2 separate regions of the Mus musculus genome follow, and region 1 is linked to region 2. A link is a loop called in an ENCODE intact Hi-C map of the cell type or tissue named here. Cell type or tissue: heart. All regions are shown on one strand.

Region 1 (2,500 bases), 120 kb after region 2:
AGAAAGCAATGGGCTGTCCTGTGGAACCAGGAGGGTGTTGAAATGGGGCCATGCAGGCCTGGAAGCCAGTCCCCTGGATCAGCTCATTAAAGACTCCATCCCTTCAACCCCTTACCAGGGCTGGGCCCCTGGGAGCCAGGCTCTTTCAAGAGAAGCTGCACAATACAAGGTCTGTGGGGCCTGCACAGGGGTGGCCACCCAGTGGGAAAGACAAAGGTGGGGGTGGGGCAGTGTGCAGAGTGGCAGGGAGAAAGAAATTAATTGGGCACTTTTCTCGGAATCAGAATGTCCCCCTGCAGCCAGGGACACAGCAGAGAGAAGGTTGTGTGTGCTGAGCAGATCCAGTTGCCTTCAGACCCCAGAGGTTTCTCTGTGTGGCTAGAGGGTTCAGAAGTGACCTGGATTGGGACCGTAGGGAATACCAAGCATCAAGTACTCCTTCGCATAGGTCGGGAAACTGAGGCCTAAAGAGATGACCCACTAAGGTCAGTCCCAAGTAAGCCAAGTGTACAGTGGAGTCCCTTCCTCCCTGGCTCTTTATCCTTGGCTCTTCTGGGATTCAGTTCAGGGCACATCCTGGGATGACTCTTTAAAGTGGCCCAGGGATCCATCATCAGCCTGCCTTGAGTCCCTGCAGAGGGACATGACTGACCCAGAGCCCACATCATCTCCGTGACCTCTGTGTATAAAGTATGGCTTAAGGAGAGATAAACACAAGAGGTGTAGCCTGTCCCGTTGTATAGTGAGGATACACAGCGTAAATAAAGCCCATGAACTCCACTGACTGGCCCAGGCTGGCTGTGTCAGCGACAGACAGACAGATGTACTGAGGACGTGACTGCTAGTTCTGGAAGGTTCAGGCAAAGAACACTATTCACCCAGATGACAATTACAGAATAACAAAAGGTGCCTGGGGCACTCATACTGGTCCCAAAGTCCTCCTCCTCCCTCCATAGGCCCAGTGGTCACCCAAAGAGGCAGAAACAGATACATCTGAGACCCTCAACTCCAGCAGCTGCCTGTGAACTAAGAAACAATAGAGCACCGCGTGAGTCCTGTCATCACCTGACCCCCTGAGGGCGGACCACGTAGGTCACTGTTGGTGCCAACCATCGGGTACAATTTGTACCAGCAGAAGCTTGTGGAAGGCAGTGGGCAGAACCCACATGAGTCCCAGGCTCACATGACCACCAAGCCCAGACAGCCCTGAACAGAGGTGATGACCAGTTCTTATCCTAAGACTTAAGCTTTTTTAGGTGGATTGTCATCAGCAAAGTCCACTCAAACACTGGGCCATTTGCAGAGGACCTCCAAAGTGAGAGCAGCCAACCTGGGGAGTCAGAAGCAAGGCTAACAGCTCCCCTAGTGGAGGAATGGAGGGACTGCCAAGGCAGATGGTCCTGCTGAGTTCTGTCCTCAGTCTGGGTGTGGTTGTCAGATTTGGAAAATCCAGGGAGCCTCCCACTGTGATCTGCCCACCTCTCTGTCTGTCAGTCACATCTCATTAAGAAAGCAGACAAGCGCTTCAGAGACTTCAGTCAAATCCTGCTGCTTATGGAACTTTTGGGGGCAGGTCTATGTCCCCAGCTTTATGCAAGGGCTGTCCCCTGGTTTATTGCTTCATAATCCCCAAGATTAGACCACACCTCCCACTTGTCACAGTCTGACATGACCAAATGAGAACCATAACAAAGAACAAAGTGGCGAGCTGGAACCCAAAGGCTATAATCAAAGTTAAATAGTGTTGGCTTCCACCCCCATCCTACCCCCCAATTCATATTTCTAAAACCTTAGGGTGTGGTCTTATCTGGAAACCGCATCTTTTTTTCTTTGACAAGCCCTCACTATGGTACCCAAGTACCAAGTATCAGATGAGACTCCCGCCTCAGCCTCCTGAGTAGCTGAGACTGCAGGCTTGAAAACGAGATTATAAAGACCGTGATTAAAGTGGGGGCATACTGAATTAACTTGTGCCTTATATCCTTGTAAAGAGGCCACCTGAGGACACAGCGATACATCCAGGCATGGTGGCATGTGTCTGCATCTCAGGCCAACCTGGAATTACAATATATGAAACTGACATAATAGTTCAAGGACAGCCTGGGCTACAGTGTGGACATTAATCCAGCTTAAGATACAGTCTGAGGATCCATCTCAAACAACCAGAACACAGGGACACAGAGAGCGGGGAGGCCACATGTGACAATGTAGGCAGAAGTGAGAGCAATGTGGCCACAAGCCCAGGCAGGGGACAACCTCCAGGGGCTTGGAGAGGCAGCAGGCGTGGTCCCCTGAATGGAGGGGAAGCACCCTGCCCACGCCTGGATTTTGAATGTCTGGCTTCCGGAACCTGAGAACAAATTTCTGTTTTGACAATCCCTCATCTGTGGTAGAGTCATGGTGAGCCCTGGGACCCCCATACACCATGTGGGTGAGGAAGGCTCGGGACTCTCGGACCTAGACTAGGTTGGCTCTTGGGTCTGGCTAGTAGGCATGGTCC
Region 2 (2,500 bases):
TAATGTTGAGAACAGTGAAGAAGATGGAGGGCTGGCTTGTGAAATTTCAGAGGGAAGATTAAAGACTCTTATCAGGGCCATTGCTGTTTTGATTGAGAAGATTCTGTGGTTCTGGTTAGCTGGGGCTGAAGAATCAGCTGTGGTTACCAAGATACCAGAACTACTAAAGCAAAACCTTTGTACTTCTGTGACTATTGATGCTGGTTAGCTGGAGCTAAGAAATTAGCGGCGATTAAGAAGAGACAACCATCACTGAGGTGAAATCTTCTGGGAAGTGTTTTCTGAGAGCACAAAGAGGCTTTGTTCCAGAAATAGCCAATGTTGTGCCTTGTGCTGCAACAGGACTTGGTAATGTGTAAGAGTCACCCGGGTGGTACTGGTTTTGAAGGCATGAAGGGGTCATGAAGAGCAGCCGAGGCTCAGCACTGTGAGAGGCCACGGAAGGTTATTGGTGAAGGTGCAGTCTTAGTTGCAATTGATGGCCCAGGACTGAAGGGATCATGCAAAGGGGTTGAGGCTTAGCACCATGAAGAGAGCCTATGAGAGGCTATTGGGGAAGCCTAGTTAGAGCGGAAGACAGAAGTGTTTTGGAGATGCCAGTACCATGAGATGACCACCAAGAACAGCAGCAGCAGTGGAGTACAGGCATCTGGAGCCTAGAAGACAAGCTGTGTGCTACAAAGGGCAGAGCTCGAGAAGTGATCCAAGCCCTTGGAGGAATCCAGAAGTCATGTGTGGATCCCAGACACTGGACGGTTGGAGTTTGATTTTGCTTTTGATTGTGACCGTGCCCTGATATTTTTCCCTCTTGAAGGAAGAAACTATTTTAGTGGAGCCCACAGTTAAGAGACTTTTAATTGTAAAAAGACTTTGGAGTTTAAAAGATATTGGATATTTTTAAGGGATTGAACTTTGAATATATAAAGACTGTGGGACTTTTAAAGTTTAGATATTGAGGATGAATAAGAATGTAAGGGTTGAGCCTTAATAGTGATGTGTTTGTGTGTCAAGTTGACAAGGGGTCATTTTTACTGGCTGGTTTTGTGTGTCACAGAGAAAGGAGCTTCAGTTATCACAAAGGAACCTCCCTTGAGGAAATGCCTCCATGAGATCCAGCTGTAAGGCATTTTCTCAGTTAGTGATCAGGTGGGGAGGGCCCATTGTGGGTGGTGCTATCTCTGGGCTGGTAGTCTTGGGTTCTATAAGAAAGCAAGCTGAGCAAGTCAGGGGATGTAAAGGGCTGCAATCTATGTGCCGCCACTAGATGGTGCTAAACCTCTTTGTGCGCAGCTGCGAGAGCACAGCCCGCCAAAGTCACCAGTCCGTCTCCCGGGGCTTTTGCCCAACCCCTGGGGGCTTTAACCTATCCCCAGGGTGCATGAGGATCACGGGTGTTGCTACCAGTCCTAGTTTAGACACATCACCAAAAGTATTTAAGCCACACACTTTCTGAACCTTCTTTGTCTACCTCAATATGATATAGAAGTAAAGTTAACCACGGAAGAACCTGGCGTGTCCTGTGTTTATTTCCTGCGGGACAGAGATAAGCTCGGGATAAGAGGAAGCAAGCCAGTAAGTAACATCCCTCCATGGCCTCTGCATCTGTTCCTGCTTCCTGATCTGCTTTGGTGATGAACAACAATGTGGAACTGTAAACTGAACAAACCCTTTCCTCCCCAACTTGCTTCTTGGTCATGATGTTTGTGCAGGAATAGAAACCCTGACTAAGACAGTATTAGAAGATAATCCTTGTCCCACTGTTGCTAGGTGTGGTGTCCTATAAATTCCATTCAGGAACGATCCAGTGTAACATGTCCTGACTAATATTTGGTTGCCTGTTCTGAGTTCCTGTGAAAGATGTTAGAATTTAGTGCCAGTCCATTTGACATTAATACACCCAAGCGAGCTTTCTTACAATTCATGCTCCAATTTTACAACTTCTCTACTGTTTTATATTGTTTTTGTTTTACTCTTAACTTTGCTTTGTATTTAAAGTGAGTGTCACATGGCCAGCATAATGTTACATCCTGGATTTAAAATTTACTGTAATAATCTTTGCTTTTATTTTATTTCTAGGGGGTATTTGTGTTTGTGTAGGTGAGCATGTGCCACGCACACATGGTAGAGGGCAACCGTCAGGAATCAGTGCTGTGTCTCCCCCTTTTCTGAGGAAAATCCCTCTTGTTCCTTCATTGCATGCTCTGGGCTTGCTGACCCACGATGGTCTTCTGGGTATTCTTGTCTCCACCTTCTGTCTCTCATTGAAGTGCTAGGACTACTGATGTGTGCCAGTGCATTCGGCTTTTCCCGTGAGCTACAGGATAGAGCCCAGACCATCTTTAGAGCCTTGACAACTTTCATGGCAAATGTTCTTACCTGCTGAGCACTATCTCCTCTGCTTGTCTTTGCTTTTTAATTAGAGTGTTTATATGAGGCTATGTTTATGTAATTGCTGATATTATTTGGTTTGAAGCGACCATCTTTGTTTTCTGTTTATCTC

Evidence for each region. Hi-C counts contacts between places; a loop is a spot of excess contacts. Peaks named below come from ENCODE experiments on the same cell type or tissue, not always from the same donor. Only the 100,000 strongest peaks of a DNase experiment are listed, where the experiment ranks them.
Region 1: it touches region 2 in a loop (5-fold over the local background); 9 of 42 quality-filtered maps call a loop at or near these places.

The regions. Positions count from the first base shown.
Region 1 is chr1:93,079,767-93,082,266 of GRCm38, forward strand. The region is part of intron 2 of Kif1a (kinesin family member 1A); the gene reads right to left. Among named protein-coding and RNA genes, the nearest start is that of Kif1a, 21 kb to the right of the region's middle. In heart, a CTCF peak has its summit at 1,367; no DNase peak of the experiment used is centred here; H3K27ac peaks cover 500 bases.
Region 2 is chr1:92,955,566-92,958,065 of GRCm38, forward strand. It overlaps a transcript of Gpr35 not described here. Among named protein-coding and RNA genes, the nearest start is that of 9430060I03Rik, 6.2 kb to the left of the region's middle. In heart, a CTCF peak has its summit at 1,258 (motif pointing right); a DNase peak (open chromatin) is centred at 1,256; H3K4me3 peaks cover 227 bases.